Linked DNA regions of Homo sapiens: all the other regions are linked to region 5. Evidence: read pairs that join two places in POLR2A ChIA-PET (ENCODE). Cell type or tissue: CD4-positive, alpha-beta T cell. All regions are shown on one strand.

Region 1 (4,000 bases), 160 kb before region 5:
GGTGACTATTTCTGGGCTCCAGCGCTGGAAAATCTGATTTAGTAGGTTTGTGGGGTAACGTGATCTGTGCACTGGTATTTTCTTAAAGCTCTGATGGTGATTATGATGGAAACAAGGGTTAAGAACAACTGAGAAAGATGCTTCCTTACCCATATTCTCTTTTTAAACATTTTCCAGAATAGGTTTGTTCCCATATTAATTATCTTTTTGCTTCTTATGAAAATGTCTGTTTTCATTTACCTAAATCCAGGGATATATACCTGATTTATGCAATATACTTCAGATAGCAAAAACCATTTAATTATATTAATCCCTTAGTAAGTGTATGTTTTTGTAGCTCTTTGCTTCCTCTAGGATAGGTTACGATCATCATTAAAGAACAAAGAATCATCAAAAGATGTTTGCATAAGTGGTGAAATCTTTTATTAGTGTATTTGGTGCTATCAACAGTGTTTACTATTTAATAAGCGGGTACTATGTGAATGGCACTGTCCTAAATACTGTTACATATTATTTTATCTAATCATTATAGAAATCCTACAAAGTAGATGGTATTCTCTTCTTTTCACAGATGAAAGCTCAAAATCATAAAAACGTGTATGCAAGGCTAAATAAAGAACTTGTAGCAAAATGAGTCTAGATTTAAATGCAGATCTGTCTGACTGTAAAAACCCCCATGCTTGTTCAACTGCATTGCACTGTAAGGAAAAAATATTTAATGCTAAATCCAGTATTTGTGCTAAAGAGCTATTAGGGACTCAAAAATGAGTAAATATTATGTATAACCATCAAAATGGGATTCAGAGTACCACACATTAAAACTTATTGTTAAAAAGTGTAAATTGCTGGACAATGACTACAAAAGGGGTAGATTCTTATTTTTCAGAAAAATGGGAAGAAAAGTGAACAGGCCTATGCCTAACAAAAATGGTAGCATGAACTTGTCTGTCCTTCAGTATTTTTACCCAAATCTTTAAGGAAGGAAAAATAGTAGAACATGCAAAAAAAAGTTATGATTATATTATGTCTGTACTTTGAAACAAAGGAAAACATACAAAAGCCTTTGCTGATCAACCTATACCTTGTAAAAGAAGTGGGGTGAGGGAAAGAATAGGTAAATGAAGCTCCCCATAGAAAATAAACAGTGCTAGGACAGTGAGTGTCTGTGAATTTAATCTAGTTATGTAGAAACGTGTTTACAGCACCAACCACAACCCTTTCTAAATGAGCCAGGAGATGAATTAAAATTGTACTTTTTTTTGTGAACTAACTACAATATAATAAAAAAAAGCAGAAAATAAATGCTAGATTATAGGGAGTCCACCTAATAGAAACTAATCTCCCATCTCACAAACAGAATAAAATGTCTGCTGAGGCTGCACAAAAGCCTCCCACTCCTAAAGCTGAGGACAATAAAAGCAAAGGCTGATAAATGCACTGCTTATTTCTTCTTATTTCCCTTTAATGAAAACTCTGAACAGAAACACTTGGCTTACTTTCAAAATCATTAAAGGAACCCAGGCATAATGGGAAAAGCTACACTTTCAAATAGAAGAGGTTTTCAATGTGTTGTTCTCATAAGACTGCTGTTTGCACAGCTAAAAGCTAACAGCAGTGTCTTTACTGCTCTTGTGGTTTCTTCTCTTCGGTGTACTTCTGTTTTTCTTATTCTGAGTCTTTATAGGAAAGGAAGAGGCGCAGCTCATGCGGTTAAGCACACAGGCGCTACCAAATGGTGCAATAGGTTGCCATAGCACCAGCATAATCAGCCCTATCTCGGGGTTAAAACCACAACTTCTCTAGTTGACGTTGAAGCTGCCTGACTATACATTTAACTGCTACAAAATGCTGAATTTCAGATTGATTTGTGTTTGCTTCAATAAAAATGTATTTCAAAAGTAAGGTTAGTTTTATTATGTGATTTATTTCAGAAGCACTTCATTTTGAAAAGCACTCACAAATGATATTTTAATGACAAAAATAAGTTAAACCTAATATTATATTTAAAAACATAAAAAGTCACCATTGATTTGGCCAGCAACTAAGCTTTATTAATTCATTACATTATGCAACTTGGAGAAAATAGATCACAAAGAAAAAAGTAAGACAAAATGTTTATTTGTAAATAGAACTCACATTCCTTTACCACTAGATAATGAAATGATAAAATATAGTCTAGGCAAGGATATTTCCTATTTGTTCAGCAACACTATCACCACATATGAAATACGACCCTACCAGTAGGAAACATCACATTGCACCCTTTGCAAGCAAATGCACTGAAGTAAGTTGAATGGCTCCTTAAATACACACTTGATAGTCTCAAGAAAGATAATGCCTGAAAAAACAGACATGTGTAGAAACATTTTGCTGCCTTGTCACATTCCCTGATACCCTGCAGCTCTAGTTGGTAACCATTTTCCATGCTGTATATTCCTATCAATTGTCTTATGTTTTGACCAAATAATTATTTCATAAGATAGAAAATATTAAAATAATATATTAACATTCGTAAATAATAAATCCTGAAAAGGATCATGAGATCCTTTTCATTTAACTTCTTTGGGAAAATTCATATTGGGCCAGCTCTTCATCCCTTTGTACATCAGAAAATGGTTTCTCTATCTTTAGTAAAGAAGGAACATTTACCGAATACCTACTATTTGATACATTGTCTTATACAATCCTCATAATATCTCTATGTGATAAGCATTATTATTCTTGTTTTATAAAGGACAAAAGGAAGACACAGCTGGTTTAAATATATTGCTTCGAATATAGAGTAACAGTGTAAAAACTCAATCCCAGGTCTACTAGAATCCAAAGCTCCTGCATTTTCTCCTAACTCCATAATGCTGCCTCCTGGGAATAGAGGATTCAGAGCATCTATTTCACATCATTCTCCTGAATTTCGGTACACAGTCCTTGAATTCCTCCTATCTGTGGTCTGTGGCTTCCTTTTCCTTTCCATTGCCTTTACCCTGGTCCAGGTACTTATCATGTCCTATTTCAATAATGTTTATACTCAGTTTCTAAACTGACAACTTCCTCCATCCCTTCCCCATGCATGCTAGATACCGCCACATTGATCTGCTTGTAAAATGCACTGATGTGTCTCTTTCCTGTTAAAATATTTTAGTAGGAGATTCCAAAGTCTTTACGATTCACTTTACATCAATTCCTCTGAACTTTATATAACTTTACATCATTCCTCTTCAGTTAAAAGGAGATTGTTGTATCTATTTTTTTTTTTTTTTCTGAGAGAGTTTTGCTCTGTGGCCCAGGCTGGAGTGCCGTGGCACTATCTCAGCTCACTGCAACCTCCGCCTGCCGGGTTCACGCGGTTCTCCTGCCTCAGCCTCCTGAGTATATGGGATTACAAACATGCGCCACTACACCCGGCTAATATTTGTATTTTCAGTAGAGACGGGGCTTCACCATGTTGTCCAGGCTGGTCTCGAACTCCGTCCTTAGGTAATCCGCCTGCCTCGGCCTCCCAATGTTGTGGCTATTAAACAAGACAGTTTGTGAAGCCTTTAATAATATTTTTAAAATCCTATAAATGAGCCCCGGCTTCCCTGGCTAGTTTTCAGAGGCTGCCGAGTCGCCGCTGCGCCTGCGCCTTGCCTAGTGGCACTCCCAGCTGCGCGCTGCGTTCTTGCACAGCCATGCCAGGGACCTCAGCAAGCGGTCCAGGCCCTTGAGCCTGCAGGAAGTGGACGGGCAGCCGCAGCACTCGCTGCATGTCGCCTACGCCAGGGCGACGGTGGACGAGCTGGGCAAAGTGCTGACGCCCACCTAGGTTAACAGACCCACCAGCATTTCATGGGATGATCTTGAGTCAAGGAAACTCTACACCTTGGTCCTAACAGACCCGGACGCTCCCGGCAGGAAGAAGCCCCAATACACTGAATGGCGTCATTTCCTGGTGGTCAACATGAAGGGTAATGACGTTAGCAGTGGCCCAGTCATCTCCATTACGTGGGCTCGGGCCTCCGGA
Region 2 (4,000 bases), 130 kb before region 5:
CAGTTATTCAACTTAACGTTCTCAAATGATTTGATGAAAGCACTCTTTCTTCTAAAGATTCTTACTCTAAAAGGTAAGGGTTAGCTGGATTTTTTTTTTTGGATTATCATGAGGAGCAACCAGAAAACTGTGCTACACTCTCTAAGGGGACACAAATTGTCATAATTTTCCAGAAAGGAACATAATAAGAACAGAAGTGCAATTCCATCAAATCTTGCCACATATGTGTTACATTTAGTATTCTGGGTAACAAATGCCAAACTTTTAACCACTTTTCAGGGGTGAGAGGAGAGGAAAGGACAGAGCCGGCATAGAAAACTTGTTAATTAGTCTGTAAAAGAGCAAGCAAAAGACTTCACCAAAGTTACCACTTCAGGACAAGAAATATTTTTCTTATATAGGAGAGACTGATAAATCATGGTAAACATTCTACGTTATCCTTATCATTCCGTCTCAAGGAGGTATGTATACATTGTGTCTTTCATGAGCACAATTACAGTCCACATCACTTTATTTTATTCCCTCCTTGTATAAGAAAGCAACATAATAAAATAATACTCAGGCTCAATATTTTGCCATTTTTACTATCAGATTACCAGTCATAGTGTCAGTCTATCTATACAAAACATGCTAAAATATTCCCACGATACCAGATTATCTCATAGAATTATAGAGCCTCATCAGTTCATGTGTATCATTATTAATTCAACAAATATGTATTTAAAGGCTACTCTGTAACGATAGGCACTGCCTATACAAAGACAAAGGAAAACATCTCTCTCTCTCTGAAAGGTGCTTAAAGCAGAAAGAAACTAAAAACCAAATAAGGAAGGGTATTCCAATGAGACAGACCAGAAAGATGTCCCTGTGGGCATGTAGGATGGCTGAAATGTATATGTGCTCCACATCTCTCCCCTGGAAAGGTGAAAAACCTGTACTGTTGCACAGAGCTTGGGCACAGTTTAGTTTAACACACATTCATCGAGTATTGAATCATAATTATACTATTTTTGTCTGTGGAAGAGATGCCACAAATGCATTTTTTATGGGCTATAAAGAAAGCCAATGTCAACAAGAAACCTAAAAAAAATGTGTTTGTGTTCATTCAGGAGTAAAGCAGAGACATTCAAAGATGAACAGCAATTCTGAATGGAAAGAGGCCAGCTGTAAAACGTCATAGAAGACCTGCAGTAGAGATACAATCCTGAGAAGAATATTTAGCAAGAATGGGGTTTCAGATTTCTGGTATTTCCATATGGGTGGAGATTGAAGAAAAAAAAGAAAAGAGCAAAAGTTTTCTCATAATGTTTTGCAACTTCTGCTTCCGGGCCCAGTCAGAGCCCAAAAGCAGCAAGAGAAGTAAAATGAAAACACTGAACATTTTTTTTGTTTTGTTTTGTTTTAAATAATAATTAATTTTCACTCACAAAACTGAGTATACTTAATTCAGGTATGTTTGAGATTTCAAATGAATATCTATAGTGAATGCATTTTTATTTAAAAGGAGAAAATGGTTTATTCTTGACATCCTTTCTTAGCTTAGAGAGAAATAAAATCTTCAGAAAATAGTGGTGGCTTACAAAAGTTGGATTTTTTTAAAGGAATAAAATGGAAAGCACGAGTAATCTGATGATAATATTCAATAACAGAAAAAGTTCTTGCCACTAACACTTTATCAACTATAAACATAAAAACCTACTTTCTTAAAGATTAATTATCTACACTGTGATCAGCATAAATGCACAGCTAATTTTTTTCTGCTCTAGTAAGTGAATATTTTGGATTTCAGAATGAACTTTGCTTTACTAGAAAGAGGTAAATCAAAATATTTAATCTACATAGGAATACATACAGTGTGTGTGTGTGTATATATATATTTATATATATACACTATATGTATTAAAAAAAAAACCTCTTGATTCCATCCTATGGTGGAGTTAGAATGTTCTATTAACACAAGTAGATATTTCGTTTTAAACAAAACTGATTTTTTTTCCTACACTAATTTAATCTCCTTGCCTAATGTTCTTTAGTCCTCCAACAGGTCTGCCTACTTAAACAATTTCTAGTCACAGGATGTGGCTGCCACAGTTTTATCTCCATCTGGCAGAACATAACCAACCTGCTTGAGCTCTCAGCTCCTGTTTTATAGCAACTAAAGTTTCCTTGTTCACCCGCTCCCCCACGCCACCTCCATGACGTGCATTTCTCGTAAAACTACAGATCAGTAAACTTCCTCAGGGAACTTGCAGTAATGTATGACAAAAAAAAAAAAAACAAAAAACAAAAAACTAGTAGCCCTGTGATGTGTAGCAGAATTCATCAGACTAGCTGTCTGTTCTGGCACTGATTGCCAGGCAAGCTTCCATTGTGCCTTCATAGCTCATACACAGTGCACTTTCCCTGTATTAGGCCCTTGTAGGTATCTGGATCCATGGGCAAAAACTTGAGTAGGGGAGGGAAAGAAAGGGAAGCAACAATACCTTTTAAGTCAAAAACTGAGAATAATAGATTGCTATTTCTTCTATATGCAAAGGATGAAAATATACCTATGACCCTTTTCACTGTGAAATGCTTAATGTTTGTTCTAGCAATTCTTACTGGAAATGACTGCCTTACACAGTTGCAAATGTCTTAGAATAGTATAGTGAACATCTATGATTGGAAATAAGTCCCTGTTAATCTTTCAAATAATGACCAAATTTTTGTAACCTCTGGTAGGTACAATTCGTAAATACATGGATAACTCTTACAGGACAAAAATTACATCCTACTTATAGTGAATATATTTTTATATCATTTTGTTAAAACTTCTTAAATTTTTCTAATAGTTAATACTTAATTGTTACTACAAAATTCTCACCTGTGAATCTTTTAAGTTTTTTAAAAATTATGTGATATCTCCTTTGTTCATTGTATAGAGTACCCAACGAACTTCATGGTGAGTGATGCTTAGTGGGTGCTTTCTGATGAAGCATCCAGTAGTTTAACCAACTGGTCTAGAATAGCACAGTGTTACTGCTGGGAGCCATAAAGAAATTATTTCAATGAAGTTTGTAGTTTTCAGTTAAGGTGGCTAGGGTAGGCAATTTTGCCCTCAGTTGACATTTGGCAATGCCTGGAGACATTTCTGGTTGTCACAGTCAGAGCAGGTTGGGTAAATGTGCTGCTGTGTCTAGTTTACAGAGGCAGGAATGTTGCTAAACATCCTACAATGCCCAGGTCATCTCAGTTCTCCAACTAGATTGTCCACAGGGTCAAGATTCAGAAACTAGTCTAAGCTGTAAATCTCACTGAAAAAGAAACCAGGCTTAAAGAAGTCAAGTCACTTATTGAATACCACATACCAGAATCTCAGTCTAGTGAAGAGGAATTAGTAATAGAGTTAGGATTCAAAACTTGTCCCAAAATGCCTAATCCAACATTCATTTCATTGTATCAGGCCACAGAACAAATACCTCATAATATGCTGGAGGAATTCTAGACCAAGTTCCCTCATTTTTGGTGTAACAAAGGACAAGTCACTAAATATCTATGAGTTTCAATTTTCTTTTTTGTAAAATAGATGCGTTGAAATAGATTATTTCTAAGGTCTCTTGCTTCTCTAAAATTAATTGTTGTATAAATAATGCTACTTTACATTATAGTAGTTTCCAAATTCCTTTTCTCTTTCTTTAATTTTTTTTCTCTTTTTAAAATGTTTGGTACAGGAATTCTAACTCAAATAAAAGCAGGAAATATGTCAGCTAATTAAAAAAAACCGGCAACTTGAACAATACTTGTCTCTCAGTAAATAGTAAAGACCATCACAAAATAAAAGGTATTCTTATTTGTTATTATTTAATAGAAGACACATTCTCTGGTCCATTTATATCCTGTATACAAATTAACTTATTTTGATTGTATCCATGCAATCTAAGACAATAAAAATAGAAGAAAAAACAGCCACATAAACAGCAAAGTGTTATTACTGATTTAATTGAATTGATTTGACATTTTC
Region 3 (4,000 bases), 130 kb before region 5:
TCACTATTGAGATCACAGTAAACTGCCAAAACACCTGATGCGCCCTTTTTTCAACTTAAGCAAAATATCATAATACAAAATAAATACCGATAGATCATATTTAAGTTACTTACTCTTTTGTTTTAACCATAATTCTGTTTTCCCTATTAAGACTAGTGACCAAGGATTGTACATTCGTTGAATAATCTGTAGAACTAGAAGCAATGTAGAAACAAATCTGAGGCTGAATAGCCTGGTGTGCATTGAAGCATCATATGGAGTGCCAGGCACACGAGACACTCAATGTTACTTCCCTTTCCTGACCCCTTCTTTCTCAACCTTAGTACTGTATTTAAAATTAGAACAAGGAAAATTAAATTGAACTATTCCCTTTTAGGATATGACAACCAGTAAATTTTATGATAATATCAGGAAACACAAATTAACAAATTTGCTTATGTTAAAGACAAGTATAAGCTAGACTATACAATGACATGAGCTTGTTAAATGAGATAACATTTATAAAATGTTAACAGAAGTGCCTGGCACAGAGTAAGCACTATTTTTTATTAGCTTTTTCTTATTAGCTAACCACCAGTAAGTACAAAATTAAGTAGCTCTAAAAAAAAGTTTTAAGGAAACCTGCCAAGCCTGAGATCAAAATTACACACAGAGATATACACACACTGACAAAAGGATTTATATCTATTTATGTGCAGTTTAATTTTCACGATATTAGATTCTACCTAATATCTGCCACATTGATAACAACTACTTTTTAAATTTCTCAAAGAAATGGAAGGTTTAATTTCAGTTTAAAAATAAACCAGTTATTTAACCAATACACACACACACACACACACACACACACACAATCCCAATCTGTTCAAGTATTGTCTTAAACAATATTTTAAAATATGTATCAAAACAAAACATAAGCTACAAAATGGTTCAACAGAGCATTACCTTTGCATGAAATTTTCAGTTAAATTTCTAATTCTTTAGTCTCTCAATATATTCTGTAGTTTTTATTAAAACAAATTATGTTAAGATGTACCTCTTTCTTTTTCTAATTGTTAAGCTAGCAAGGGATATATTAGGTAAAGACATCTAATTCTTCCAAATATTATAAATTCCTTAATATTACTTTTGTAACAATATTAAAGTTAATAGAGATATTTACCAATTGCATGTTCACAACCAACCTTTCTAGGGGAGACATAAATTCAGATTTTTATGTGGAATTTACTGAATTCTCACTATAATGCCAACCCTTTTCAACATTCAAAGCAAAGTATAGTTCTACTTTTTTTCACTGGCTACCTCTTCTCACTATCTTTTCCTAGCTCCTCCTTGTGTCTCTTCCAAATATGAAGTTTCCCAAGGCTCAGAAACCAGTCATCTGCTACTCTCTACATGTTTATTTACACTGTCACATGCAGTCCCTTAGCTTTAAGCTCCATCTGAATGCAATGACTCCTATGTTTATGTCTCCAGTTGAGACCTACTGAATGGGCCTCAGCCTCTTATCTCCAACGGATTTCTTGACCTCTCTACCACCTAATGAAAATCAGACATCAATAACAGCCCAAACATAACTCTGGATTTCTGACCCCCTAATTTGGCTCTTTCCCATCCCAGTGCTCATGGGGAAAAAAAGTCATTCTCTAAAATGTCTTTGTCTTTTCCATGCAGCCACTTCTCTTAATTCTATGTCAGTCTTTCCTTTCTTTCCACCTGCACTGCCAACACTTGGTCCAGATCACCATCCCCTTTCTCCATCCTCCCATTCAGTCTCCTCATAACTGCTTCCAGGCTTTGCCTTACTTCCAATCTATTCTCTTCATAACAGTCAAAGTGATCTCTTCAACACAGAAAGAAGATTAGGTTATTCTGTACTTAAGAACTTAAAATGGTTCCTTCCCTTTATACTTCAGGTAAAATTCAAGCTCTTTCCATTTCCATCAAGGCCCTGTGGGACCTGCCTTCTGCTTATCTTTCTAGCCTCACCACAACCTGCTCAGTTCTTACTCACCATACTACAGATGCCTGACCTTTCTGTGCCTCGAACCTACCAATTTGTTTGGTTTTGCCAGATAACCTTTACTCTTGCCAGTCTCCCTCACATGGATCCCCATATTCTTGTCAGCCAACAGGTAGCTCAATGATTCTTCTTCATAAGGATCTTCCCCGATCACTCTGTCTAAAAGTGCATTCACCCCTAAATCTGGGTCTGGCCAGATTAAACTCTACCATATTACACTACTTAATTTTCTTCACAGCATTTATCTATAACTGAAGTTATCTCAATTTGTTGTTTGTTTTCTTGTTATCTCTCACCACTAGGAAGTCAGTTTCATAAAAGTAGTTACACTTTCTGCTTTCTTTACCACTGTGTCAACACTTAAAACAGTTTTTAGCTTAGCAGGGGCTCTATAAACAATTGATGAATCGATGAGTGAATCATCTCATTTAATATCTCTTGCTATTATTTCCATTTTACACACGAGGAAACTGAGGCTTTGGAAGGTAATTCTTCCCCAATTTTTCATCATTGGAAGTCTCCAATGATGAAACTGGAATGGAATCCGGGCAAGATTTCAAAGACTGACTTCTTTAAGTACTTTAAAAGTAGCGATTGTCTGAATCCAACATTTGCACTAAAGTTTCTTCAAGTTACTTTTATCAGCTCCCTGACCTTTTCCTTTTTCTTTGGTTTATCTGTTTCCTTCATATCACCACTTCCTTTCCGTCAAAACTCTCAACTGATGTCTTATGCTTCATTTATGTTTCCTTAGCCATTACATACCTTTATCATACCTAAAGCATCAATAAGTAAATTCAGAAAATAAGAACATGGGTCATTGGAAAGTAGAAATACATAGAGTTTAGTAAGCATAGTTAAAATCTTATTTTATAAACCAGACTATCTGGAAATCTAAGTCTAAGAAGTCAAAGTATAATATTTGGCCTAAATTATATGATTGGAATCCACATTTATCAAATGAACCAAACAATAATTTTTTTTTGTTTTGTTTTAGTCTCCTCAAAGTTTAGCCAACTTGTCTCTGGAATAAAAAGTGTAGGATGGATTTACCTGGTTCACTTAATATGCTTTTTGGATGACTATGAAAAGATTATCTAGTGTCTACACTTCCTGGAATAAGATGAGAACCTTATGTGTTTTCCATGATCAAAGTGTTTAACAAAGGTCAAGTTACTTCCCTTGCACTTCAAAAACAAAAAAAAATCTAGATACTTTGGTGAATTATTTAATGTTTTTCACTTTATGTAATATCAAAAATGAGTTGGGTGGGGGAAAATCCATTCTTTCCATCATATCACTCACCTCAAGACAGACTCAGTCCTGTCCTTTGTTAGCCTCCTTTTCAGGATGATTGTAACACATCACATCAGTATTCATAGTGAAGACAAATTAATCAAAGATGTCTTTTTGTTTTTTATAAAAGTCATACAATCTTATGTGAATTTTACATAGATACAGAATATGCTAAAGATATAGAAGCAGCTCAGTGCACAATGGTTCATGTAAGTAGCTAAATCAGGTGAATGAACTTACATGCATATGTCACACAAACAACCTCTGAGAAATTACCAGCTCCCATTCAGTCCTGCTGTGATTTGCCCATCATCACACAGTCATGTCTTAAATTCCAGGTTATTAAACTGACCACTAAGAAGATTGAGTAACCGAGTGGAAAATCTAGAATCTGGTCTATCTAGAATCAGATAGACCCCGATTAAGACCCCAGCCTTCACCCCACCCCCTACAACTCTCATTTGCTATTAGCTGGTGACCTTGGAAAATTAGAAAGACTACCAAAAAAAAGTAAGAATTTGTTTGTGTGCTGTGTATTTCTGTATGTTTTCCCTTTTCTCTCCACATAAACATTTTTTCAGAATAAATTACAAAACAAACAAACCAAAACAAAATAGGACTATTGTCTAGTACCTCTTCACATCTACCAACTTTATTTATTGAATATCTAATAATAATCTA
Region 4 (4,000 bases), 170 kb before region 5:
GTACGTTAGTTGGAATTGTGCATTACCATATTAAATCAAAATTGTCTTCATTGTTTTACTTACCTTCTTAATGCATACTGTCAACCATATGATTATGCAGGAAAATACATTTTCAGTAACATCAGTTAAGTGATGTGATATTTAACCATCTGCAATTTAATTTTTTCTCTTATTTTGTATGTACTATGTATGAATTTATTTGCAGCATCTCTGTGTTTTAAATTTATCTCATGATTAAGACATTTATAAGGACTATTGAAGTGTTCAGTAGAATTTGAAAATTATTATTTAAAAATATCTCAATAGTCTCAAAGGTTTTGCATACCATTGAAAAAAGCAACATACTCTTAAAGAAATATAGACATATGCAAATCTGTTATCTACATATCTATAACATACATAGACAGCTGTTAACCTGCTTTCAGACTATAAAATTTTGTTATCTAATTTAAATGCATTTTTTTATAGTCTTAAAATATTAAAAGAGAGTAGAAACCTGTTGTGTGATTTACTGTCAAGTTTGGGAAAAGTTACTATTTATACACAAAATATATATACAAATTTAATAACATGTTTAGGTAGTTATTAAACTCTATAACGTATAAGCAGAAAGTTTAAGAACAAGTGAATGTCAAGAATCACTCATGATTATAAAATTTATCCTTAAAAATAATTTCAGTGTTAATAATAGAAAATTGTAGTTAAATATATAAACTTTGCAACAAGAAAATAAAATTAGTAAAAATATAAATATTAATTCTTACCAGTGGGGGAAGGTGTTGGGCTTTGCCCTGCAAAGAAGAAACAAAAATCTCTTAGAAAATTTCAAATTTCATTCATATTAATGTAAACATATATTAGATTTTTATATGTACCTCAAGTCTATGATAGAACATTCACCAAGTGGCAATTTTCAGTAGCTTTTACCCTAATGAAACTATATTTCCTCTCTTAGTACCATGTTTACAAAGCCCAAATATATCAAAATTATGTTATTTATTTTTTGAATCCCCAGGCTAAATCAGAAACATAACAGACTAAAGGATCACTATTGGGATTAATTTCAAGCCTGCAAAAGACTTTTGAAAAACTTTTGAAACTTTTTTTTCCCAAATGCATTATTTATTTAGATAATGATGATTAATTGAGCACCTATTTTGTGCTAGACATTATGCCACATGCTAGGGATATAATATGACCAACATATAAAAATTCCCTGCCCTCAATGAGCTCAATTTAGTGTGAGATATAAACAAAAACAATCAATCAATACAGTGTGATGACAGGTGATACAGAATGTGCTAAAGGAGAACATAACAGGATCATCTTATTTATATTTCCAGAGTTGGTGGTTGGCTGGTAAAGGAGTTGATACAGAGGGTTTCTTGGATGTATTTAAGCTACAACCTAAAGGATTGCATATAGCTAGCTTGGTCCCAGAAGAATAAGAAGCTGGGATTTATCTTACAGGCTTTAGATATCCATTAAAGGGATGTCTTTAAAGGGAGGCCTAAAGGAGAAACATTTGAATTTTAGATCAACCTTTCAGGAAATGGAAAATGGATTATTAAAGAGCAAAGGTGGGGGCAGGAAAATCAGGAGACCAAAACCAAAGCAAAACAGACAGAGATGATGTCCTACGTAGGAAGAGTATACCCCAAAAGAAAGGTTGGGGGAAAAGGACCTATGAAACACTCAAGAATCACCAAGACTTTGTAAATCCTTTCAAGTGAGAATAAAGGAGAAAGAGTAATAAGGAAAATATCTAGATTGATAGTTTAACATGCTAGTGAGTTATAGTTTCACTGAACTTGAGAGTAATAAACAGTGAGTAGAGAGGTGAATCAGAATTTGCTTGAGATTTCATGTGAAAATGTATAATAGCATTTGAATATAGAGGTTTGTAGCTCATGACATACATCTGGGCTGATGCTATAGATCAGCATATAGATACATTTTGCAGCTACAGAGGTGAAGGAGATCACCGAACTACATAAAAGAGAAGTGTCCAGGATAGAATCCTGAAGTTCAGTGAATATTAAGGAGAGAGCCAGCATAGGTAATCAAATTTTCCAAGTAAGAGGAAAACTGTAGCAAACAAGAATAAAGAGTAGAGGGTGTTTCGAGAAGGAAATGGTTGAAGTCAAATAATATGGGGATTCACATGCAGGATAAACATGGTGCATTAACATGGGTCAACTGGATTTATCATCTGGGTTTGTGGAAATGTTGAAAAGAGCAGCTTTCTTGGCATGATGGGAACTAGATTCAGTCTACAGTGAAGTGCAATGTTTTCATCCCTCATCTTAGTAAATGCCTATTTAAAAGATTGTAAAGTTCTTTTCCAAATGACTGTAAACTCAGGTTGTTAAAGAGAATCAGAGATCAGATGGGAAAGTGAATTAGCTGGTACTTAAGGTGACTTTCTGCCTTTATATTTTATCTTCTGAGAACAAACTGATGTGAAAACATTTTCTTCCTTCAGAGTTGCCATCCAAGGAGCATCACCCCGTATTCTTCAATGACATTCCCTGGCTTATTCCTTGAAGTAAAATGCATTTTTGATATATATATTTTTATATCATTGATGGGTGATACATAATTATTAACATAATGACTTTCTTGTTTTCTCATTACATTTCTCTTTTTCTTAATAATTCATACTTAAATATTGTTTTTAATTGATATTGTTTGTACTTTTGTCCCTTTTCTTATCTAGTTAGCTTTTATCTTTCTGTTTCATGTAAACTATTGTTATGTTTATGTTCCCATTAACAGCATTCCGCTCTCCTTATTTGTTCTTATTTCCTTGTAAATTACAGTCTTAGAATTGTGTTGATTTGCAAAAGAGGTAATAAGAAAAAAATATTAGTATAGCAATAACTAATAGCTCTCATGTTTGAAGTGAAAGGAAAAGTGTCCTTCATTGTTTGTGAAGAACAAAACATATCACCAAATTTAAAATATTCAAATTGTTTTTGAGTGTGTGAACATACTTTATACAACACATATCTCTTCTTTATCTGAGAAATACATGAGCTCTTACATATCTAAAATTAGGTTGATATGCCCCTTCTCATGCAAGCACCTCATTCCTTGGAACTTGAAACAAGTTAATTTAGTTCACTTAGGTTCAAGAAACATACATTGTTTTGCTGGTATGCTGTTGGAGACTAGGTTCAAACATGATAAAAGCATGACCCTTGCCCTGGATAAGCTTATAACCCATAAAACACATATATCTAGTCATCTGCAATGACATTTTAGTCATGGATACACCTGATTAAGACTAATAATCAAAATTTCTCGCATCAACATCAGCATGAATCACATAATAAGATGAGGAAGAGGAGGAGAAGAAAGAGAAATAGCTGTAGCAAAGAGTCTTGTGTATAAGAAGTGATTGATAAGTAATTGCTGGATTCTTTTAAGCATGAGTAAGTGCAAAGGAGAAATCAAACAGATCTGATGATAACAGCTTTAGGAGAAGAGCCAAGGAGCAAGCACTGTAGGCCTTGAAAAGGAGCTTGAACTTTTTCCTCAGAATGACGGAAGCCATTGGATCAGTTAATACAGAGGAGAAATCAGAAAGCAAATTTGATGACAGAGAAAAGAGAAATCTTAATGTTACCTGCACCACTAATTCCACAGACCCCTATATTCTGTTGTTCTGATTTACTACTTTGTTGTCACCAAAATGTGTAGCACCAACTATAGATAGAGTTTCATAAAAGAAAATTATAATTCATCATCTGTTTACCACAGAAATGAGAAGAAAAATGCTGGGACACTATGTGAAGCTATTTGTTTTTTAACAAAAGAACTGTGAATGCCTGAGTAAATATACTAGAACTGTTTCCAACCAGTACACTATTCATCAGACTACGTATATGTTCCATGTCTCAGAGAGATTAATAAACTTCCAAGTGGTCCAAAGGCAATACGTTTTTTAAAAGAAATACATGATGTATATTATTTTAATCTAACTTCTGAAAAGAAG
Region 5 (4,000 bases):
ACCCAATGACAACTATTTTTAATGCTGTTCCAAAGAAAAGTAGGTAATAGTTTCACAACAGTTTGTTTTTAATTTTTTACCACTAGAAGACACTGAATTTAGAGAATTATTTTTTTAATTTGGTAGAATCACACTTAAGACACTAAATTTAGAGGAAAAATTTTGAGCTTGGTAGAGCCATTTTAATAAGTAGTTCTCTTCTATTTTAAAATTTCTTCTTAGCAAGGGAAATTCGATCCATATGTTTCTGCTTCTTGTATACTCACTTATCAAAATGTTATTCTGCAAAAGTTATTTGATGTCTTAGAAACTGTAACTTTTCAAAATTATTTTCTTTGAACTGAGAAGACCCCATTGCCTGGACTGTAAACAGAAAGAACTTGAACCCAAGCGCCTCAGTGGCATTTGATTTCAAGCCTAGGACTCAAAAAGATCATGCAGATTTTAGAATTTAGAATAGTCTAACAACCCTGAAGTAGAAGTCAATCATTACTGGAGTATCTTGGATTAAATTAAATGCATACTTTTCCTAAACACTCTCAGACGGAAAAAGCAAACAAACATAAAACAGTCTTCTTGCCTTTAAAATGCCATGTGTAGGAAAGACTAAGTTTACAAAGGAGATACGTTAGGAGTTGATTTTTTTTGCTTTAGTAAAGGCTAACTTTCAAAGTGTTTCACTGCAGAATTCCTTTAAATTGTTAACTCCTCTGGTGAAATTATATTTTGGTCAAATCATTCCTTGATAAAGAAGCTATGAGGAAAGAGGAGATAATAGAAAATACTGGGAATCACTGCCAATTAAAGAGCAATTAGAAAGATATATTAAACTGTGTCTACAATTATGATGTAACTAAATGAACAAGCACACTCAATTTTAAAGAAGTACAACTTACACTAAGTGTTCAAGATAATATCTATTACCCAAAGAAACACACTTCGGCAGCCAGGCGCTGTGACTCACACTTGTAATCCCAGCACTTTGGGAGGCTGAGGAAGGCGGATTACCAGGTCAGGAGTTCGAGACCAGCCTGGCCAACAAAGTGAAACCCGGTCTCTACTAAAAATACAAAAATTAGCAGGGTATCATGGCACACGCCTGTAGTCCCAGCTACTTGTGAGGCTGAGGTGGGAGAATCGCTTGAACCTGGGAGGCGAAGGTTGCAGTGAGCCAAGACTACGCTATTGCACTCCAGCCTGGGCGACACAGTGAGAACCCATCTAAAAAAAAAAAAAAAAAAAATTGTGCATATAAAAGTATCTTAGAGCGCACATTGTGACTGTCTTCCTGATAAAAGCAAGATACAGTTCAGATAATGTATTTTAAAAATAGAAAAACACTCTTTAAAAACCAGCAACTGTTTAAAACTTTTAAACACTCTTTAAAAAACAGCAAAAGTGAGTTTAATGGTGTCTTTCAACTCTGTTTTCCAGACTTATAATTCAGAAAATAAACAATAGGGAATATATGGGAACTAAATGGAAACTGTCATAAATACATGAAAAATGTGATGGAAAAGAACTTCTGGGCATGGTTTAATGATTATAAATGTGTATTCAATTTGTACCATGTGGAGGTTGGTTAAAAGTGAAAGTAATCTGCTATGACCAGTTTCAATATTTTATGAAAGTTCATCCTTCCCACTCATGGCATTGATGATCTTGTTGGTTCTCTGAAAAAATCTAGAAAAGGAGTACATAATTGTGCATTGTAGGACAATCATCAGTAAACAGGCTAGGACAAATTTAACTTGTAAAACAATTGTATTATGATGTGAATTCTGTCTGTTTTGTTTTGGTAGATAATGGGCTCTCAGAATAATCTCTCAGATGAAATAGAAGAACAAACACTAGGGAAGATACAAGAACTTAATGGACACTACAATAAGTATATGGAAAGTGTGATGAACCAGCTCTTGAGCATGGTCTGTGACATGAAACCAGAAATCCATGTGAACTACAGAGCCACCAACTAAATGTACATCACAGTTTTCAAGAAAAAAAAAGGTGTGTGAGTGCCACCTGGTTGCTTATGGCTTCGTATTTTTATGTTGAGAAATTTGAAATGAGAACCTTAAATTTACATTTACAGGAAATGTGACATAACTCATACATCGGCACTGAATTAAACAAAACAAAATACAACTGTTGCTATATCTTTTCTAGTAATAATTATGACCTTGTCACTTAACTTGGAGTAAGTCAAGAATGCAAAATAGTAACATGTTTTTTAACACTTGAAAGAAAAACATGGTCATGACAGCTTTTTAGTGGGCATGGGTTTTTTATTTCTTCTCCTTTTCATCGATTTAGAAAATGTGCTCTTAATTGTATTAAATGGTAATTTGCTAAAAGATAATCTTTAAGCAAGATATAATTATGACTCTTCAACAGATCTAAAAATGAACATGTCAAGGGTCTTATTTAATTCAGTAATCAATGGGAAACCAGTAAAACAGAGAGATAGAGACAAAGAATGATGGGTTATATAGCCACTTTTAAACATAGATGGGGTTTATAATCATTCTGTCTGTCTGACCTCAACTAAACAGATATTATTTTTAAAAGAAAAAAGTAAATGATAAATAAGCTAATAACATAGATTTTGGAGCTTTGAAAAAAAAAAAAAAGAAATACAAAGAAAACTCCCAGGAGATATACTAGGTTAGTGTGCCACTAGCCCAGTCTCCTAGTTACAGCTAAGCTAAACTCTTGTTAAATACTAAGTATTTTGTTAGTGCAATGTATATATCATCTCAATCCTACCTTGTAAGCAGTATTAGTGCTCTTGTTTTACAAAATGAGATGCAAAGATGAAGGAACTTATCTGGAGTTGTTTGGATAACAGTGGCAGCACTGAGCTTTGAACTGGGCAATGTGACTCCAATGTTCACACCCTTTACTTCTTACCAAACTGCTTACCTGCACAGCTCCTATATTTGCATTAGTAAGAAGCATGGGTGCTATAAAGTCTTTGATTTTCCAGTAATATATGCAGACAAATTTTAATTCCAGTCTAAACAAAAGTTAATTATTGTCACCAAACTATTCATATAATCTTCAATTATATGAATCTCTGATTATATGTATAGTTTGGTAACAATAATTAACTTTTGTTTAGACTGGAATTAAAATCATAAACTGAAATGGTTTTAATTGATCATTGTTTTAGATCAGTGGTCCCCAACCTTTTTAGCACCAGGGACCAGTTTCGTGGAAGACAATTTTTCCAAGAATGGAGGGGTAGTGGGGTAAGATAGTTTTGGGATGAAATTGTTCCACCTCAGATCATCAGGCATTAGAGTCTCATAAGGGACATGCAACCTAAATCCCTCACATGTGCAGTTCACAATAGGATTCGCGCTCCTATGATAATCTAATGCCGCTGCTGATTTGACAGGAGGCCATGCTCAGGTGGTAATGCTTGCTCAACTACCACTCACCTTCTGCTGTGTGGCCCGGTTCCTAACAAGCCACAGACAGGTACCAGTCTGTGGCCCAGGCACTGGGGACCCCTGTTTTAGATCACTAGTATCATTGTTTCTTTTTAGGAGAAAAAGTTAAAATTTTACCACATATCTTAGTACCTCGGAAATAGTCAATTTTATATGCATGTTAGGTAAATGGAGCAAAATTTGAATTCTATTTGTTTCTCCATTTTCCCAACTTTGGGGGCAAGGAAAACCAAACCAGTTGATTGGTTTTATGTGGTATATTTCCCCATTTATTAGAATGAGAACTGATTGCCAATTAAAGAAGAGAAAGATATCAAATATTCCTAGGAACACTGGCTCCCATTTTTTGAGGGGGGTGGAGGAGAAGGCATCAATTAAAGTTGTGTCTCCCTGACATTAGGACAGTGTTGGAGGATTTCTACTCAACACAGATTTGGAGAATTCAATTACTCTATTCTGCAAAGCTTAGATAAATAAAATAATGAGTAAAATTGCACATTTTGGGAGTTATCACGTGAAAAGATAATTCTGAAAAAGATAGCATT
Region 6 (4,000 bases), 120 kb before region 5:
ATAATTTACTTTTTATTATCATAAGCTTTAAAGGGATGGTAACTTGATAAACATTTTCTGTACTAAGACAAATGCTGCAAATATATAGATTTTTAAAAAATTCACCTTTGCAATAAAAAGCAAAACAGCCACAACAACAACAACAAAAATCTTATGTTGTTTTTCTTTCCTCTTTCTTTCCTCTCCAAATAGAAATTGTCAATGTAACATGCTCAAGAGGTAGCTACTTCCCTGACTTTCAGAGGAAAGAAGAACGGTAAAAGTCAAAAAAAGACTTCAAAGTGAATTGTAATAAGCAAGTTGTTTTAAAATACTTTTTATACTTTTTGGAATTTCTACAAAAATTTTATTTTCAATGTCCTTTTAGATACTACATCATAAAGAGAAATATTAAATATTAATTATTAGTTACATTCTATAATCTATTGAAATGTACTCATGATTCATATTGACGCCGCTCAAGAACTATCCATTGAATAGACCATAAATGTGCAAAGATTTCAAACTTTAATAGGCACTGGAAGTCCAACTAGTTGCATTTTCCTACTGAATACAGCATTTGCATGATTTTTAAGAGTTTAAATATTTCTATCTCATCAAGGCTGTAATATTTACCCACCACCCAGGAAGGGCGGTGGCTCCACAAGAATTTCTAAAGCAAAAATGTATTAAAACTATTAACAAGAAACTAAAAACTTGATTTAAAATACATTCTGTGATAAAAATTGCAGAAAGTTAATATTTTACTAAATATCTCAATATATTTTTGAACTATTATATACCCAAGTATTCAATAAAATATGTCAATTAAATTCAAAATTTGAGGAAGCAAACTTCAGGTCTGAAAAGAGGGAGTGGCTTACATACAACCAAAGCTGTTTTATGACTTTTTAAAAGATCAAATTTGTTAAAAGAATAAAAACTCACTTATTTTATCATTAAAAAATTCTCAGGCTTTTATAAATGTGTGTTATTGTCACTTTGGAAGTTAAGTAATAATGTTGCTTTTGTAATATCTTTGAACAGTTGTAAATAAAGATACAGATAGACATTGCTTTCCTTTTAAAATTGTATTTTTTGTCCCGAAACATTTATGTCTTTGTAAACAGAAACAATGTATTCTGTCACACAACTAGCTATGTCTCCCTGAGACAACAATCTTGATGGTTTACAGCAGGCTTCTCACTTCCAGTTACCAACACATTTAAATTATTTTTATGTCTATTTCAAACATTCCTCCAAAAGAGAAAAAATAATTTAAAAAATATTAATATCCTTGTACTTACCTGTCACAAATACTTCTGTGTCCAGAAAGGCAAAGCCAAATGCCAAGAGTTTAAGCCACAAATACATGGTCATATCTGGAAGTCAGCCGTGTCCCTAAGAAACAGCATGCGTCCTTCTGAAAAGCAAAATAATTGTTATCTCTGTAGAAGTTTTTCTCTGTAAAAACGAATCAAAAATGTAAAAGTAAATAAATAAATGCATACTCTCCACTGTTGTCTTATCAGACGAGGAACAATTTCCTCCTCTGTTACCCTAAGAACAAACCACTTGCTAGCTGCATGAACTGCTAGGTGATGATGTCAGATTCGGTTTTACTAACTTCTCCAAAAATACTGTAAGGGTCCTCTTTGCAGGAAGTCAAAAAAGTTGTTCTAAGTCAGTAGAATGGCATTGCACTTCCTTAATTCAAGTAATTACACCAAGTTAGAAAGCCTTTTAAAAGATTTTCCCATCAAGGAAGATGTTTTTAAACCATCCAAATAATGCTCCTTTACAGTATCCATTACCATTTTTTTTAAATTAAATCCCCACAAAATAATCAATAATTTTCTTACTTAAGAGATGACAAACAGATTCAGCATAAGTATAACAAAATGGGTGTTGGCAAGATGACTTAGTAGAAAGTATCAATATTTGACTTACTGAGACGGCCAAATGAATGAAAAAACTACTAATCTGGTTATTTTTGGCAACCCAGTATCATTTACCATTAGGGCATTCAAAACTCAGCAATATGACAGTTTTAGCAGTAAAACCCATTTCTTATGCAAAAGCACTTTCAGACAGCTTAACAGTTTTGCCCCAAATCTTTCACAGATATCCTTGTGAAGCTAGGAGTGGAATCAGAATGTCATTTCTACTATAGTTACAGCAAACCCTGCTTCCAAAAACTAATGTTTCTGTGACTTAAGATGTTCTTGGCGCTACTGATGAGGGAAAGGACAGTGAAAACCAAGAGATACCTTTAACAAAAGTTAACTTGTTTCCTTTTTCTCAGCAATACTTTTTCAACTTTTTTAACAAATAAGACAATGAATTGTATTAACACAATGCTCTTCACCATTCTGATGTTCTTAGTTAAGTCCATCTATTAGGAAAATGCTTACTGGCAAAAAGTATAAATTCAACAATACAATTAGATGAATTGGTTTTATTAATACAATATCTATATGCCTTTAAAAATAAAAGTACACACATGTGCAACTCATTTATTTGAACAATAGATAATGCTTGGGGGACTTTTAGACAGACAGAGCCCTTGTGGTAATTCTGCAAACCCTAGTTTGGAAGCATTATTGTAGGGTTCTTATATTTAAGTAAATAAATCTTTTGATACTTACAAACTTTTTTGTTTTACTCTTACATTGGCTGCTAGGAACTACAGAGCCAAATTTCTATCACACTTTGTGCAAATGGAAATAACCCCACAGCTTAAACTCTAGGTAATAACCTTTTAATAAGATTGTAGTTAAGAATATTATTTTACTATGATTATTATTATATTTAACTTATGGAGCACTTACTATGTGCAGGAACTATGCTTTGCACTTTACATATATTGTATAATTTGTACGATACCCTTGAGCTAGATAATGTTATTATTCCCCATTTTATCTGTGATGTTCAGAGAGGTTAGTTGAGTTGCCTAAGATCTTGCAGCTAGGATGTAGACAAGCTATATTTAGAACCCAAGTCTCCAAGTTTAATTTTGCTTTCCTTACTCACCTTACTATTGCCCTTTATTTTTCTCATCCCTTTTACCAATCTTTTTGTACTATGTAAGTTTATAATACTCGAAAAGATAGACCTTTGAATCAGTGAAAATGAAATTATTCTCTTTTTGCAAATGTATTTTTAAATAAGATAACTGTGCAAGTAAGCACTAATTTTCATGTGGGTAGGCCTAATAAAACATCAGTGTCAGAACTCATGGATTTGAATACTCAGCTCCTCAGCCTATGTCTTAAAATACATTTGCAACAGAAAACTCTTTGGGGATTTGCTTTAAATATCTTTAAGCAAATACTTGTGTTCTGTGAGCTTGCTGTTATGGCAGAATATTTGGCAAAATTAGAGGCCAGGAGAAAAGTGTATATGATCTTTTAAAAGGAAGAAAAGTATATAAAATATACTCTATAACAATGTGAGTTTAGCAGCCTTAAACGGACATTTTAAAAGGGATTTGTGGCTTTAAAAAAATAGTAAGAAGTTAGGAGATTCAATTCCATTTCAGACAGGTGAGAAGACAGATTCTACCCAAGGAATCCAAGATAGATTAGCAACAAATGAGTTGCATTATATGTGTTAATCCAACACATATATAATGTTTTAACATATTCATTGTGTTAAAATTGAGTTTAGTGTCTATAGGAAATACTAGAATTTTAAGCAGCAAAATCTGTACTGTGTATTATAAAGGTGTAAAGACATACAGCTTGAAATACAGAGACATCAGCAGATGAATGTATATACAATTCTGATGGCTCAGAATGGAGACAGTGGCAACCCAGAGGTTTGTTAGCCTGAGGTCCAGGCTGTCAGGAGGGTAGGCAAGAGGGAAGGCCCTAGCAGCTTGTTAGGAGACAGAGCCAGGTTGTCCTTGATGGTATACTACACTAAGCCAGACATCCAGGAAGGACTCCGGGTAGCAGCTTGTCTTTCCACAGGGCATCTGGGGAAATTTCTACTGTATCACATACAGGCCTGGCATCCA

Evidence for each region. ChIA-PET counts read pairs that join two places held together with the same protein. Peaks named below come from ENCODE experiments on the same cell type or tissue, not always from the same donor. Only the 100,000 strongest peaks of a DNase experiment are listed, where the experiment ranks them.
Region 1: POLR2A ChIA-PET joins it to region 5 with 23 read pairs; 11 of 35 experiments call an interaction of 5 or more read pairs at or near these places.
Region 2: POLR2A ChIA-PET joins it to region 5 with 12 read pairs; 8 of 35 experiments call an interaction of 5 or more read pairs at or near these places.
Region 3: POLR2A ChIA-PET joins it to region 5 with 15 read pairs; 8 of 35 experiments call an interaction of 5 or more read pairs at or near these places.
Region 4: POLR2A ChIA-PET joins it to region 5 with 10 read pairs; 10 of 35 experiments call an interaction of 5 or more read pairs at or near these places.
Region 6: POLR2A ChIA-PET joins it to region 5 with 27 read pairs; 8 of 35 experiments call an interaction of 5 or more read pairs at or near these places.

Annotation. Positions count from the first base shown.
Region 1 is chr1:198,679,710-198,683,709 of GRCh38, reverse strand. All of the region lies in intron 2 of PTPRC (protein tyrosine phosphatase receptor type C), which reads right to left. It also overlaps the pseudogene PEBP1P3. Among named protein-coding and RNA genes, the nearest start is that of PTPRC-AS1, 15 kb to the right of the region's middle. RefSeq lists an enhancer at 1,470-2,040. In CD4-positive, alpha-beta T cell, no CTCF peak of the experiment used is centred here; DNase peaks (open chromatin) are centred at 1,729, 2,259, 3,339, 3,999 and 1 weaker place; H3K4me3 peaks cover 3,938 bases; H3K27ac peaks cover 4,000 bases.
Region 2 is chr1:198,654,931-198,658,930 of GRCh38, reverse strand. The region is part of intron 2 of PTPRC (protein tyrosine phosphatase receptor type C); the gene reads right to left. PTPRC-AS1 (PTPRC antisense RNA 1) reads left to right here. Exons shown (of 3, transcript NR_199042.1): 3 at 1,110-1,378. Among named protein-coding and RNA genes, the nearest start is that of PTPRC-AS1, 10 kb to the left of the region's middle. In CD4-positive, alpha-beta T cell, no CTCF peak of the experiment used is centred here; DNase peaks (open chromatin) are centred at 1,240 and 2,170; H3K4me3 peaks cover 2,973 bases; H3K27ac peaks cover 4,000 bases.
Region 3 is chr1:198,648,146-198,652,145 of GRCh38, reverse strand. All of the region lies in intron 2 of PTPRC (protein tyrosine phosphatase receptor type C), which reads right to left. Among named protein-coding and RNA genes, the nearest start is that of PTPRC, 11 kb to the right of the region's middle. In CD4-positive, alpha-beta T cell, no CTCF peak of the experiment used is centred here; DNase peaks (open chromatin) are centred at 256 and 2,005; H3K4me3 peaks cover 4,000 bases; H3K27ac peaks cover 4,000 bases.
Region 4 is chr1:198,689,138-198,693,137 of GRCh38, reverse strand. PTPRC (protein tyrosine phosphatase receptor type C) reads right to left here. Exons shown (of 33, transcript NM_002838.5): 3 at 765-791. Among named protein-coding and RNA genes, the nearest start is that of PTPRC-AS1, 24 kb to the right of the region's middle. In CD4-positive, alpha-beta T cell, no CTCF peak of the experiment used is centred here; no DNase peak of the experiment used is centred here; H3K27ac peaks cover 2,297 bases.
Region 5 is chr1:198,521,367-198,525,366 of GRCh38, reverse strand. It overlaps ATP6V1G3 (ATPase H+ transporting V1 subunit G3), which reads left to right. Exons shown (of 3, transcript NM_001376861.1): 3 at 1,803-2,145. The coding sequence ends at 1,976. Among named protein-coding and RNA genes, the nearest start is that of ATP6V1G3, 17 kb to the left of the region's middle. In CD4-positive, alpha-beta T cell, a CTCF peak has its summit at 2,005; a DNase peak (open chromatin) is centred at 1,986; H3K4me3 peaks cover 1,962 bases; H3K27ac peaks cover 3,419 bases.
Region 6 is chr1:198,636,628-198,640,627 of GRCh38, reverse strand. It overlaps PTPRC (protein tyrosine phosphatase receptor type C), which reads right to left and starts at 1,588. Exons shown (of 33, transcript NM_002838.5): 1 at 1,491-1,588; 2 at 1,287-1,402. The coding sequence starts at 1,359. In CD4-positive, alpha-beta T cell, a CTCF peak has its summit at 666; a DNase peak (open chromatin) is centred at 1,577; H3K4me3 peaks cover 3,227 bases; H3K27ac peaks cover 4,000 bases.